Regions from separate parts of the Homo sapiens genome. Here region 2 is linked to region 1. A link is a loop called in an ENCODE intact Hi-C map of the cell type or tissue named here. Cell type or tissue: endothelial cell of umbilical vein. All regions are shown on one strand.

Region 1 (8,000 bases):
TCTATTCTCCTGTTTGCTTTTCTCAAAATAACCATTGTCAGCATTATGAGTATTGAAAACTCCTGTGATATTCCACACAAGCTTGTCCATTGCATAGGGTTTTCCGTAGTATTGGAATTGTTTGCCTTTTCTGGGCCTTGAAATGGATTTTAGTAGGAAGTTAGCAGGAACACCATTAGGGAATACTAACTGGAAACCATTTCAAATAGTGATACAAGTCATTTGCAAAAAACAACTTGCCCTGTTTTATTTTTTTAAGGTTAACTTTAAGGCAATGGTTTTCAGAGAGAAAATTATTCTACTGGCAACAAAAGAAACACAAGACTATAGGAGTAAATGTATTTTGTAAAATTAATGATATAATAGTATTGTTTTTGATGTTGTGTGTTTTACTTAATACTTTTGCTTCCAGTTCTCAACACAAACATTTGGCTAGGAATTTTTTTCAGTCACTGAGCCAAATTCTCAGTCTGCATAACCCAGTAGGGCACCAAGGTGAAATGGAAATCTGGCCTGTGTTTACGTCTTCACAATTAATTTCTCATTGGGTTGTGCAGTGTGTCTTATAGCTCCCAATGCATGCTGTAAAAATAAATAACAACTTTATAACTTCGGCTTCCTCCAAGTATATTTGCAATAGATGAGGCTTAGAGGGGGATAAGGTGGTAGTTTCAAGTATGTGGTGCATGTCACAGGGAAACAGGAAGGCAGAATATTGATCATGGCTTTCAACACATGTGTCTCTGGGAATCACTTTGTCACACATATAACCCTCTTCTAAACATGCATGTGAGTACATACACATATGATTGTGTGCACACATGTGTGCATGCACACACACACACACACACACATACACACCTACCTTATATCTCAGCCATATTGAAGCATTTTAATTTCCCCCAAATGTGCCACACCACCTATTTCTTCTTCCATGCCTCACACTAAGAGTCAGTCATCTCTCCTGAGAACCTTTTACCCATCAGCAGCCTCCTGCCCCAGCTAAGGTACTTTCCTGCTTTGTACTCCCACCGCATTCCCACATTTCCCATCCTGATAGATCACACCCCACAGAAGTAACTCATGGTTCACTAATGGATCTGAATGACAACTTTCCACCTTAGACTGTGAGACTCCTGAGGGTAAAAGTGAGGTCTGGACCTCTTCCCTCTGTCTCTCAGCTGTTAGCACAGTGCCTGGCACCCAGTAGGCATTCAGGGCCTTTAGGAGCTGCTCATCAATCATCCCGAAGTGCCCTAACCCATTTACCTTCCCACTCTGCTGAGCAACAGGTTCCAACTTTCTCTCCTCAAGCCCCCATAACCCCTTCCCCAGCCTTCTCTTTAAGCAGATCATCTTTCCAATTCGTAAGAGAATAGAAACAGTCAGAAGATAACTTCCACGAGGTCCCCAGTGTATCTACCTCCTGCATCAGTTTCCTTAAACTCCACCTTCCACCATATTACAACCGACAAACTGGCCTCACTCCAGTTAGGGCCCCCCCTTCTACTTGCCTGTTAATCATATCCTCTCTACTTATTGGAAGACATTACTCCAATATTTGTCTCTTTTTTTCCCTCATATCATTATTTTGTCCTTTTCACTGGATAATTTAAAAACCCAGATTAATTACTTTTATTTTTTAAAATAAAACATTTCTCTCCAGCTACAGCCCCATTCTCTGCTGTCCTTTACAGCAAAATCCTTCAAAAGAGCTATAATTCATAGTGTCTACCAATCCTTTCTTCTCACTCTTTCTTAAACTTACTCTGAGCAGTCTGTAGCCCCATCATTCTACCAAAGCTGTTCTTGTTAGTCTTGATACTCCCCTCAGCGTTGCTAAGTCCAATGGTCAAGCTTCACTTTGCATTTTATTGGACAATCAAAAACTTTTAACATAATTGATCTTACTTGAAACACTTTCTTCACTTGGATTCTAAGACACACTCCACCTAATTAATCTCATACCTCCCTGGCCACCTATTGGCTAGTGTATATGCCAGTTTTTGCTGCAGGAACTAGTCCTAATATCACAATGGTTTACAACCATAAAGATCAGTGTTTTGTTCAAATTCCATAAAGGTATGGTGTCAGCTACAGATCTGCTTGACTCTGCTGGGTTCATCTGCAGCTCAGCTCGGCTTGACTCTGTTTGGAGCTCTGTGCCATCTGTTTTCTCACTCTTAGACCCAGGCTAAAGGAGCAGTCCCATCCGTAGCATGCTATTCTCTTGTAGCAGAGGAAAGGAGCAAAAGGATTGAAACTCCCAAAGTTTCCAAGAGCTTCTGCTGGGACATGGCATGTATCATGTCTACTCACATTCCATTGGTCAAAGTAAACCTGTGAATCACATCTCCTATGTGAAAGGGGTAATAAGTTGTTTGTCCTCATCTTAAGCCCATGAGATGTGGCTTCAGTGAGACCATTGACAAGTTTCATGCATGTCCTCAAAGGACTGGGGAACCCCGTGATATACTCACTGTCTGACTCACATCTAAGAAATCTAAGGTGTCAAAAACTAGCTGAAGTGGTCTACAACAGCAGAGTGAGCCACAGCTTGAGAAGTTCCTACATTCCCACCAAGAATGTATCTAAAGAGTGTGTTTCCTATTGATTGACATGTGTGATATAATGGAGAGAGCCTCTGTGGAGGTGGCTTACTTTCTGACCTAGAATGTTACCTGAAGGGGTGAGAAGATCACAGCAGAGGAAAACCGGGGCTATGGAGTTAGATGTTCAGGGGCCAAGGCAGTGGTGGATGGACACACAGTCCATATCAGGAAACTGCCCATCAGAGGGCCCAGGGGTAGACGGAACCCTGAAGAGACCTCACAAATGCCCACATGGGCCAGCTTCCAACATCCACCACAGCCAAAGGGAAATATGCCACATTCATGCCAATTGAATGAAACCTTTCTTTCCCATTTACCTCTTCCTTTTCCTCTGTCCCCTCACCTTGGAGAAGTCAAGCTAGCAACTAGGAATGGGGTAAGGAAGAGAAGGAAAATAAGAAGATTGCCCCTTCACCCCTGGTGGCAGGCCCAAGCTGATGGGGTAGGAAGACTCACTCCAGCTGAAATTTAGGGATTGTTATTATTACATATTACTAAGCTGAGACTATTTATGTGATTAGAAGTCACCAGAGGACTTAAAAATAAACTATCTGAGACTATTAAAAAGTCAAGGACCCCGCTCCAGAGTCTGAAAAAGTAGGTATGTACGTGTGTGTTGGGGAAAGGTGGGGCATGATAAAGTTATTTCTTTTGCACTCCATGAACCACATTTGTTCCAAGTGGCCTAGGCTGCTGTGCCATTACCTGGGCTGGTTGCATCTGCCTGGGCTTCATGATAGGAAGAGGTTGCACTTCAACTTTGTGGAAACCTGGCAACTTCATTAACATCTCCGACTATGAGAATATAGGAGGCTAGAATCTTAGTTTACAATTGGCTGGCCTCACATTTGACCCTGTTTACATAAAGGAAATCTAGGCATCTGGCCAATTTAGGACCAAACAATTTCGTAGCTGGGGTGTTGAGCTTCATTTCCTTCTTCATTTATAAATGCAGTTGAAGCTGATTCCAAAGCATTTTTAGGAAGTCAGTAAAAACATTTAGGCGTCACTACTACTGTTTTATTAAATTTCATCTGTTGTTTTGACCTTGCTTGTGTTTAAATACGGAAATAAAAATCTGGGTGTGGCCGTGGGGGAGTGAAGGGATGTTAAGTCATTACACCACCTACTTATCCAGTCAGGAAACCCCAAGCCACTGGTCCATTTCCTGCTTTAGTAAGCCAAGGAATGCAATCGTGTCATGTGTGTGACTAAGGGTAACATGACTCAGGTTAAGAACTGGGTCTATTGAATTTGTTTCCTGGCCAAGAAAACTACAATTCAATTGCTACTAGAGTTAAATGGAAAATATATACTTTTGCCTTCATTAGAGCTATTGCTACTTCTAAAGAATTGTTGGGAACATAAGATCAAACTTAAACATGATAGCATAAGTTCTACTTATTGTGAATTAGGACAGCCCTTGGGAATATTGCCTTTTATTCCCAGCTCTACGTATGCTTTGTGTTGGACCTTAGACATCATACCTCTGTCCTTACACATGAAAAAGAGACTATTGCTAGTCAACACTCAATACCAGGCAAATTAAAAATGCTCATTTAAACACAGGGTAGACTACTATGATCCCTTACCTGTGGATTTATTTGTTTATCTAGTTCTTCATTTCTTAAAATGGTACCCTTCACAGAAGCACCTCAGGGTACAAGCAGCACATTAAAACAGTAATTAAAATAGATAAAACATTACAAAACAGCAATTAAAGGAGCAGCAAATGAGATTACGTCTTAAAACACTATTATGCTGAAAACCTTTAAAAAAAAAAACTGTTCACCTTATCAGTATAGCAGGCACATGGGCAAGGAGGGGAGAGCCTTTGTTGTGGCTTTGAGAAGTCACAAATGGAAAACATGTGGTGAGACAAATGATTTTAAACCTTGCCTCTCAATGTAATTTTGTATCTCAAATGTAATATTCTGGCCCCCAGCCCCCACACCCCCAAGCCCTAATCTGTTCCCCTACAGGGGTGGCTTGTTTTATACCATACCTTAATGTGTCTCTTTAGCCAGAGCAGGCTACAGAGGATTCAAAAGACTCTTTCTTTCCCAGAGGCTGTAAATGGAGTCCTTAGTCATACTTTATGTAGCTCAAATGGCAGTTGATCATGCTTAAGTACTAGAAACAATCAAAGGACCATAACCTCAGAGAACATTCTTCCAACTTAGTAGGAAAATCTTTGTCATTCATCCCTAGCTCCCACCCCACCGGGCCCCATGGGCTGGCAGTTTTCTTACACAACATCATGTCCTCTCCCATCTTGTTTTATGCCTAAGCAAGCCTTTGTTCGTCTCTACTAACTGAACTCACCAGTCCCATTTCACTTTCTAGTGCTAATAACGCTTACTTGCAACATGTGAGTTTATTTATTTATTTATTGAGATGGAGTTTCACTCTGTCACCCAGGCTGGAGTGCGGTAGCACAACAATCTTGGCTCACTGCAACCTCTGCCTCCCGGGTTCAAGCAATTCTCCCTCCCTCAGCCTCCCAAGTAGCTGGGATTACAGGCACCCACTACCACACTGGGCTAATTTTTATATTTTTAGTAGAGACGGGGTTTCCCTGTGTTGGCCATGCTGGCCTTGAACTCCTACCTCAGGTGATCTACCCGCCTCAGCCTCCCAAAGTGCTGGGATTACAGGCATGAGCCACCGTGCCCAGCCCATGTGAGTTTAAAGTTAGAATTTACATAGGTAGCAAGCAATTTGCAAAAGCCAACAATGCTATAATTGTCCAGTTTTTAAACATGTGAGAGCTTGGTGAGCATTCTGACCTTGGGAGCTGAAAATATATTGTCTGTTTTATTGACATGAGGGCGTATCTCCACTGAGATGCTGCTCTGTAACAGTACATGAGTCCTTTCAGAAACTGTTTTGTAGGAAGCCCATCTTGTTTGTATAAAATTGTTACTTTATACTCATTTTGCTCTACGTTGATCTTAAAGGGTGGAGCTCCACTGTGCAGGCACCTTCCTCAGCAACCTGTCTCCCTCTCCTATTTCAGTAAGGCCAAACCACCCAGAATGGTTGGATTGATGAGTGGGTGGGTGGATGGATGGGTAGTTAAGGGATGGGTGGTTGGGCTGATGGGTGGGTGGAAGGATGAATGGGTAATAAGGGTATGGGTGGTCAGGTGGGTAGAAGGATGGATGGGTAATTAGGGGATGGGTGGTTAAGTGGGTAGGTGGCTGGATGGATGGATGAGTAGAGATGGATGGATGAGTGGATGGATGGATGGATGGATGGATGGATGGATGGATGGATGGATGAATGAGTAAATGACACACTGCCTAGAAGGTATTTTAAAGGACACTTTACATATGGCCAAATTGATAGTACAGGGCGGAGATGGGGAACTCTGAGAGAAGGGCCCTCAAGGAGGCTGGCATAGAAAACAGAAACCACAGCCCATCCAGAGCACACATTGATCACTTCAATATAACTCTGCATTGAAAGATAACAAGGTTTTTTTCTTCTGGAAAAAAAAAAAAGTGCAGATACTGGCTGATGTGAAATTAGCAATCACAGTCTTAGGTTGTCCTAAATGCTTGAAGGATGCATATGTTTAACTGCCAAGATGCCTTTGACTAACTCTTGGGTTCTTGATAAAAGTAGAGAGACCAATGTCTAGTAAGAAAGTGACTATAATTACCTGCTAAGGTATCTGATGCAGTAGGAATATTAGTTTGTGTTAAAAGTGTTTATCTGAGGTTTTCTGTGAGGATCCCACGTTATTCATAAGTACACTTCCCACCCTCCCTGGCATAGCTCCACACCCTTTTTCACATGGCCTGAAATTCCCTTTAAAGCTCCAGAGAGTACCTAGAATATCCGTTAAGCAGATATTCTACCACAAAGTGGAGGAAGGAGTTGAGGAAAGAGTCAAGAGGAATTCTAGCTCATTCCATTTACTCATGAATACTCATGAGATTCTCAGTTACTGTTTACCACTTTGGCAAACAAAAAGTAGGGCCCTGAGAAAATGCAACTTAGAATGGGTAAGTTTTGATGAAAGGGAGGAAGGTTGGAAAGGTGAGAATGATAAAAGAAAAAAACTGGGTTAACAAGAATATGTCAGCACAGTAAGATCCTAGAGAAGAGTAAGCCTGTCTGAAAGGGCACAGCACAGAAAATGGACAAACTTCCTGATGTCACCAAATAAAGTTGCCCTCAAGTCAGTAAATAGAATTCTGAAGAACAGCATCTTTAAATCTGTAGTTTTAGACCAAGCTCTGTAGAATAACAATGCCCCAAAGTTATGCCAGGCTTGCTTTAAAGCCTCTTGTCCATGAATATATTTAAACGGCTTCAGTTTTACCAGCAAAGCTCCTTTGGGGTGTACACTGTTCAAGTGGCTTTCTACCACCAAGCTGTTTATCATTTTGTAATTTCACATCAAAGAGAGTATCACTACATTCAGTAAAGACCTGCATCGGTAAGCAAAGGCTTGCTGTGGCCCTTGGCTAACACAGACAGGCTCATATACAGCTTCATTTACCCGGTGGGATACCCTGTGGAACATGAAGAGCATCGTGAGCCATGCGGGCTTTGAGAGCAAAGACCTGGAGGCACCTCACTGTGGATGACCTGTATCTCATCTCTGCCTTGTGAAGTCATGGAGCCTTCATGTATATGACTTGTCCCCCTAGTTAGGGGCCAAACTCCTTGAACCACGTTAGTCTTCCCCGTAACCCCGACTCTCCTCATTCTCCAGAGCACCCAGTGAATAGGGTGTTTCCCCTTACTCTGCCAATCATAAGCAAAAGGGAACCCTCCCAGAACTCAAGCAGCATTAGCACAGTGGAGATTAAAGATACCATTCAAATGCCTTAAAGGACTTTGTTGATTTCCCACAGGAAACATTATAAATTGCTGTGTTTTCAGCACTTGTAAAATCCCTAGGTGGGTCTCCCTGCAGAAGAGAGGGGCAAACAAAAGTCACAAAAATTCTCAGCCACCGTCAGCATATGCTCCTTGTGTTTTCTGCACCATTCACTCTTTCTTAACTGTCCCTTTCCTGCTGTAAGCACAGTTTGAATGTGGTTTAAGTGAGCATGAAAACAATGTAGTATGCATTGGTTAATTCTGCTGCTCTGGAAAACCAACAATGTCAGAGGCAGGCTGAATTCAGCCCCAGGGCAGTCTCTGAACTCCTGAAGCAATAAAACTGCTGAGGGCTTCATTTTAAGGCCCAGAGGTTGGTGCCTGAGCTTTAGAAGGGCCACCTCTGCCTCTGACATGACTAACTTCTGCTTTATCCTCATGGCCACACATTCCACTGAACCACCTCCTTCCCACCTGCCAGAGCCCTTAAGAGGCTACTCCAGCCTCCTCTCAGAGCCCAGGTCCTTGTGTTCTTTGCATCTCTCTTTT
Region 2 (8,000 bases), 110 kb after region 1:
CTTCCATTCCATTGGTTGCCTTTTTTGTTGTCTGTTTCATTTGATGTGCAGAAGTTTTTAAATTTATGTAGAAGATGTAGTACCATTTGTCTATTTTTGCATTTATTGTCTGTGCTTTTGATGCTATATCCAAGAAATCATTTGAGTCCAATATCATAAAGGCTTTCCTCTATGTTTTCTTCCAAAAGCTTTATAGTTTTAGATCTTATACTTAGGTCCTTGATTCATTTTGAGTTGATTTTTCTATATGGCATAAGATAAAGGTCCAAATTAGTTCTTTTGCATATGGATATTCAGTTTTCCAACACCATTTGTTGAAGAGACTATCCTTTCCCCATTGTGTGATCCTGACTCATCAAAGATCATTTGCTCATACAAGAGCTTATTTCTAGGTGCTCTGTTTTGTTCCATTGGTCTAAATGTCTGTTTTTATGCCAGTACCACACAGTTTTGAATACTATAGCCTTGTAATATGTTTTGAAATCAAGAATTACGAAACCTTTAGCTTTGTTCTTCTTTTTCAAGAATGTTTTGATATTCAGGTTTCCTTGAGATTCACGTGAATTTTAGAATCTTTTTCTATTTCTGTAAAAAATGCCATTGGGATTTTGACCAGAATGTTATTGAATCTATACATCATTTTGGGCAGTATAAACATTTTAACAATATTAAGTCTTCTGAGCCATAAACATGGAATGTCTATTTATTTCTTTAATCAGTGTTTTGTACTTTTCAATGTACAAGTCTCCTCCTTGGTTATGTTTATTTCTAAGTATTTGATTCTTTATGATGCTATTGTAAATGGGATTGTTTTCTTAATTTCCTTTTAAGAGTGTTCATTGTTAGTGTATAGAAACACAGCTGATTTTTTGTGTTGATCTTGAATCCTGCAGGTTTTCTGAATTCCTTTATTAGCTCTAACAGATTTTTTGTGGAATCCTTAGGGTTTTCTATATATAAGATTATGTCATCTGTGAACAGAGATCATTGTACTTCTTCCTTTCCAATATGGGTGCTATTTTTTTTTTTCATGCCTATTATCTCTGGCTAGGACTTCCAGTACTATGTTGAATAGCAGTGGCAAAATGAGCATCTTGCCTTGTTTCTTAAAATGTGTTACTTTAAACATGATTTTATTTGGAAAGTTTTCTGAAATGCATTACATAGTCTTCTCATTAGGCATATCTTGGCATATCTTTATGAGTTGGGGCTATCATTATGAGTTAGCTAATATATATAGTTGTAATGCTCTGTTTTCCTCAGCAGTTTTTGGCTTCTACAACAAAAAATGACTCAGGTCACTTTATAATCAGAATATTATTACTGAGCCTTTATTGTCTTCCAGAAACTGATACATACCTTACATGCATGATTTCATTTAATACACACAATAACATTATGAGGTAAGGGTTGCTACTAAGCCCGTTTTACAGAAGAGAACACTGAGGCTCAAAATCACAAAGCAAGTAAGGGTCCAAATTGGGTCATGAACCAAAATCCATCAGACTTCAGAGTCCACACTCCTATTCATTATGAGATAGTCCCTCCAGTGCAGTGGGTGACTAAGTCTTAACTCACATCTTCCCTTGTGGTATCTATCACTTTTCAGCATGTCCGCTTCCAACAGCCATCTGCTAATATATGCTCTTTCTTGAAATCTAATGACCAGGATCGTAAAATCAGAGACCTTATCTTTAAAATCCATTTTAATTCCACTGGCCATGACTGAGCACCTATAGGCGGATCCAGACATCTCCTAAGAGACAAGTTCATGGGCTTTATAACAACTCTTTTCAGCTATGTTCATGCCAGTTTTTCCAGACATGTACAGGATCAAAATTGGATTTTGGATTTTCAAATTATTAAAAACAACAAGAATTCCAATTGATTGGCATATACAAATGTTTTACCCAGAGATTTCTTATATCTAGTGCAGTGCTCTTTGTACCAATTGTAGCAGATTATTTTTTCAAATACAAAATTAATAAAAGCAAAACTATTCTAATCAAAGTTGGGATGGAAATTGTAGAGCTGAGTGCAACTTCACCTTCACTTCCCCATGACATCCACTTGAAGTTTCCCTCATCCACTAAGAAATCCTGGGGCTCCACAAAAAACAACTGGAAAGACAAGGTTCTAGGGTCTCCTTCCAATGATAAGTAAAAAAGAAGCAGCTAACATAATGCATAAGATTTTGCCAAAAGAGTAAACCATAATAAATACAGTAAATAAAGCATCTCTTACTTTGTTTCATTTCTAGGAATTAATACAATCTGGTAGTTGAAAGCACTGGATTCAAAATTAGGAATTCTTCACTTTGTGCATTCTGTTCTTGGCATTCTTTGTTGCTAGGCAAGCCATGTGGCTCACCTGGTTGCAGTAGCATGCCCCTCCTAAAGCCAAACCTTCGTGGTCTATCCCCCAGGTCAGGAAGCAGCCTGCTGGCTTATAAATGAGACCCACATTGTTGAATTAAATGCATAGCACGGGTGCTGGCTATGAGAGCTGCCTTGGTTGTATAGAGAGACTCTAGAAGAGAAGTTTCAGACAAAGTAAGAACCTAGTGTTTACTGTGAATACTATTGCTAGTACTAGTTTTCTGCTTACTAGTTCTGAAACAATCCAAATAATTAGGCAGCCATGGAGCATTATTTGCTTGCTAAATAACAATTAGGGAAAGAAATCCAATTTGTATGGATGTTTTTAAAAGGATATTTAAAGTGAGCCAACATGTCTCTGATTTGGGTGGGGGGTGGGAGGTGGTGGTTCTTGGTACTGTTTGTTCACAGAAATCACAAGCGTGAAAGCACACATAGGCAGGACAATTGTGCAATGTGCATACAGTGAGGATTTGAGCCAATCAGAACATGAAAGGCACAGTTCCTGATGGGTAAGGATGACCTTGTTTTGAACCAGAGAGAAACATTCACATTCTCATCAGTTTTCCCCTTAAAAAACTACAGTAGATGTATTGGCAGTTGTAGTTGGCATCAATTACCTTATGACATTAAGCAAGTTACTTAAAGTCTCTGACACTTTGTTACCTTATCTGTAAATTGGGGATTAAAAATACATATGCAGATGATTGATATGGTGGATTAAATATCTATAGATAAGTCAGCAGCGATATAGATGACAATCAAGAAAGCAGCCATTATGAGTAGTACTATATGAGTAAAGGCCCAATGGAAGCAAATCATTTCCCATCTTCCCAAAGTCATCCACTCGCCTCTCCAAGTATACATTAAAAGAGATAAAACCTCTTCTGTCTAATAAATAAATGTTTCCATGATCAGATTTACAGACAAGTGGATCTCAACCCTTGGGCACAAATGAACCACTTGGCTTTTGTTTTGTTTTAAATTCTGGATTAATTCATCAAGGGTGGAACCTAGGTATTGACATTTGTAACAAGCATCTCAAATGTATTAGTGGGCCATCAGGTTGAGAACCAATGACTTGAACTATTAAACAGTTTCCTATTGGTTTTCCTGATTCAAGATTCTCCCCACTCTAATTCATTCTCCAGTGCACCGGTTCAAATGGTCTTCCCAATAATCAAATCAGTATAGAGAATGACAGCACACACTTGTCATTTCCCTATTTAAAAATCTTTGCTTCCTTTGCCTGTAACCAAGATGGTGAATATACTTCTTCTTTGTACCAGTTCCAGTAAGTTGGTTGAGGTTTTTTAGAACCCTACATAGAGAAAGATTCCAAGGGTTGGCCTGGGCTCAGCAGGAAAGAATACCATTCATGCCATTTTAGGGATATCTGCCATGAGGATAGACAGAAGGGAGCTCTGGAATTTTCCATTCCCAACGTTCAGAATAATGCCAAACTCTAACATGACATGAAAGATCCTGCATAAGTTATTTCTCTAGTTGCATTTCCTCCCTATGAGCCAAAAGCTATATCCACAATCTATTTCTTATTTTCTTATTTTTCCTCCCAAGCATGAAACCTTAACTCCATGACTTTGCTCATGCTGTTCTCATTGTCTGGAATGACCTTGTCCTTCTTTCCTCTCAATAATTTCCTAATCCTACTTCAACATTCATGTTGAATGTCACATTTTCTGTGAGGATTCCTGACTGCCCCAAATATAATTTCTCTCTCTCCACCTCTAAGCTGCAGAGCATTTTTTTCCTATAACTGATTTTGTCACACCATATGGTAATTTACTCTATGTTTACGTGCTCAACTCCCCTAATATACAATGCACATCATTGATGCTCAGTAAATGTTGGTTAAATGAATGAATGAATAAATGAATGGACTCCTTGGTGGCAGATACTATCGCTTACTCATCTTTGTTTCCCAGTGCCCGGCAAGTAACCAACGCATAGTAGGAGTTCAGGAGGAGCCTACTGAATAACTGAATAGTGTCTACAGGCACTGCTGCCACCCATATGGCACAGTAATCTGGGCTCATTCTGAGTCACAAATCACAATCTGCCAGAAAACTTCCATCTGGAGAGACCGCTCCCCACAGCAGCTTTTCCTTTCAGTCTTTAGGCCTGTTTTGTTCCCTATTCAACAGGAAATAATTGAATGCTAGCACTGACTCAAAAATAACTCGGGAAGCTATAAAAATTGTAAAAGGTCTATTAGTAATATTACACAGGATACTTTAAGGCAGCCCTGCAGAGTAGCATGCATCTAGCTCCCAGAGTTTCTTTATGCATTAATATTGCACATGTTCTCCTTACCCATGTGGGCAAGGCAGCCCACCAGCCCCTCATAACCCTCTCATGTGTACTTCAGCCTTATTGACTGCTCTGTGTGGCAAAACTGATCAGCTGCTATATGTGGAGTAAATGAAAAATGCTCAGGGAATGCTCAGGATTGTCTCTAATCAGTTAATGTTATACAGAAGAAATAGTTCATCCATCCTCTCTTACCCCATCCCACTTGAATAAAAAATGCTGTACTCTATTAACTAAAGGTAAGATTCTGCCCACAAAGACTTTCTTTATATGCATGATAATGCTGAGATTCACAAAGAGTTAAGATTTCTCGATTCCTTGTGATTTACTCATTTAAATCAGCGTCACTACAGAGCAGAAACTATTTTGGCTCTATGCATAAATGGAATATCTAATATAGAATTACATTATAATGAAATATGCATTAATGCAAGCCTCATAAAGTGCTTTTCATGTTCTGCGGGCATCCAAAAGTTTAAAATTCATATAATCTTAGTTGCTTCTCAAATGATAATATATCAGGTTAATATGCTTAATTAAAAGTCACATTTGAAACATTCAAAGGGATAGTTAATTCACCATTGACATTTGTTATAACACAGTTAAGCATTGTGGAAACAAGACAATGGGATATGTCACTTCTGTTAGGAACAGAAGGAGGACATTTTATGATTTTCAGGAAACAGTATGTGTTTGACACCCAGGAAAATTCAGCCAACCATGCCCTAAAATATTTGCCATTAATAATAAATTTTTGGTTAAAGAGACACTCTCAAAATAACATCCAAACCACTTAGCTGTCTACATTTAAATGAAGATTAATGAGAAACACATTTCAAAGCACCATTTATTCCACAATTCAGATCGGATTACTTAACTGCTGGGAACATTTCCTTAGAAAGGGACCATGACTGTCCCTTTCAGATTCTGAGCTAGCTGTCCCCAGTGTTGAATGTGAGATTTGATGCTGGGCAAGTCCACTGTCTACCTCTTGGCGCTGAATTTAAAATAAAACTGCTAAGCTCATTCCATTCAGAAATGCCTTGGCTTCCAATATATAAAGATTTACCCTTCTACTCTCCTGCCCTAAAGTCCATGTTTGCTTTAAAATGATCTCCTCTTCACTGCTCCTGCCGATTGCTCTGGCCGGCAGTGATCGGGTCACACAGCTTTCCTCACCTCACCATCTGTCTCCTCCACCAGGAGTCTAAGCCAGGCATGGGGGAGGTCACAGCCAGGCCAAATTCCACTTTCCATGAATAGCGCCGCCAGCATTTTCTTTTTTTTCCAGTAGTTTGAAGATTCTCAGGATTTCCTCCTAATTACCCTCCCTCCTGTATCATGGAGAAAAAAATACAAGTCAGCAGCAAGGCGCAGTGCCAGAACCTGTAGGGAGGAAAGGTGCGGAACAAAAGCTGGGAGGAAAGTGAGCGCTGACGGCTGGGCAGGAGCGGGGCTGCTGTGCACCGGGGCACGAGGCTCACGTGGCCTGGGGGCTTGGGCTCCCAGGTCCTGCAGCTGGGATGCCCAAGCCTCGGAAGAGGAGAGGAACAGCAGCCTCCAAAAGGAGGAACTGCTGAGCAGCTAGGGAGATGAATGGAACAGAAGTGAAGCTCCCTCTGCCAGAGAGGCGAGCACTTCTCCATCAGCCCCAGAGACGATGGGCGGACTGCAGCTGCCCATGAGGAGCAGCACGCGCAGGAGGCCAAGGTGGCCTGCACACCTGCCATATGGGAGGATGGCAGAGTCGGGCAGCCCAGCTTCACCAATGTTATTTGCACCCCCTCCCCAAGAACTCAATGGGAAATCAAAATTGTTTTGCTAACCAATGATTTCAAATTTCATGTCAATAGGGATCTGATGCTGCCAATGCAAAGGAGAATTACCTGTACGGGTTCTACAACTTTATTTTTTCATTTTGGCCATGTTGTTCTACTAAGTACTCTGGTCAGCCCCTGGTCTCAGACTCTTATCTGTTTTCTTTACTCACCCATCAACTAACTCCCCTACCGCCACCTCCACCCCAAACACATACACACCTTCACCTTCAACGGACAAAAAACATTGCTAGAGCTGTAAGGTTGCCCTTAATGGGAAACATCCTTTATGCAATATACAGGATTTATTGTGAGCATTATGGAGCAATGTGTTGTTTGGGTTATGGCTGCGCTAAGGCTGGGAAACATCTCCCTGTTCTTGTGTAGTTAGATTATTAAAAGTTGGTCGTTTGACTTTGATACCCTTTTAGAGCAAGTACTGCTTGCAAAGGTCAACTCGAGTGGAAAGTTCAGGGCACACAGTAGGCAATAAGTTATATGTTCAGGACTCTGGCAAGATCCCTAAATGGGTCAGATGTGGTCAAGCAAAACTGACAGCAGAATATGCAACATCACAAAACATTCAGACTTGCAGATAGGCAAGGACAGTGTTATTAGAGAGGAATGATCCAGGCATTGTTACCAACATACAACCCCTGGGGTCCATAACGAAGCGAATATTAGGGGGAAAAATCAAGCTAATCAAGGAGAACAATCCAAACATCTTCTAGCAGCTAAAGACATCTTGTGGTAGAAACAGGAGAGGCCTGTGTACAACATGTGAAGGCTGGAAAAGTTCAAGCAAATTACCACCAGGGTGTAGGAGTGACAGAAATTACTTCCAGGTGGAGGGTTGGAGGTTCTGATAAAGGGGATGGCATTGCACTGGGCTTTGAATACCGTGTAGGGTTTTGAATCGGGAAGATGGAGAACGGAATGTGTCAAACACAGTTAGGGTTATCCAGGCTTCAGTGTTACATCAGCATCTCATTAAGATAGTGGAAGTTTACATGCCTCTTTATGGTTCACTGTTGCTGTGTTTTCAGGCTATTCACAGTAGTTCAGTAAAACAATCTTTGATATCATCAAATATCTGAAAACCAAGGGATTATAAACTTTCATATTTTTAAAAATTAATAGACCTTACATTTTGGAGCAGTTCTAGATTTACAGAAAAATTGAGCAGAAAGTACAGAGTTGCCATATACTCCATATGTCCCACACATAGTTTCCTCTGTTATTAACATCAATATTGACACATTATTAGCCGAAGTCCATAGTTTACATTGAGGTTGTGTTATGCATTCCGTGGGTTTTGACAAATTTGTAATGACATGTATCTACCACTATAGTATCATATGTAATTGTTTATTTAAAGAAAACTCAGATTCTGATTTATAGAGATCTATTCTTTATCAAACAAATGTAAGCAGAGAAAATAGATAGTACTTGTGCATACAGAAAAAAATGTCCA

Evidence for each region. Peaks named below come from ENCODE experiments on the same cell type or tissue, not always from the same donor. Only the 100,000 strongest peaks of a DNase experiment are listed, where the experiment ranks them.
Region 2: it touches region 1 in a loop (9-fold over the local background); 2 of 110 quality-filtered maps call a loop at or near these places.

Annotation. Positions count from the first base shown.
Region 1 is chr3:143,439,731-143,447,730 of GRCh38, reverse strand. All of the region lies in intron 12 of SLC9A9 (solute carrier family 9 member A9), which reads left to right. Among named protein-coding and RNA genes, the nearest start is that of SLC9A9-AS1, 100 kb to the right of the region's middle. RefSeq lists an enhancer at 3,055-4,254. In endothelial cell of umbilical vein, no CTCF peak of the experiment used is centred here; a DNase peak (open chromatin) is centred at 3,780; H3K27ac peaks cover 2,690 bases.
Region 2 is chr3:143,327,993-143,335,992 of GRCh38, reverse strand. All of the region lies in intron 14 of SLC9A9 (solute carrier family 9 member A9), which reads left to right. Among named protein-coding and RNA genes, the nearest start is that of SLC9A9-AS1, 10 kb to the left of the region's middle. In endothelial cell of umbilical vein, no CTCF peak of the experiment used is centred here; DNase peaks (open chromatin) are centred at 4,502 and 5,902.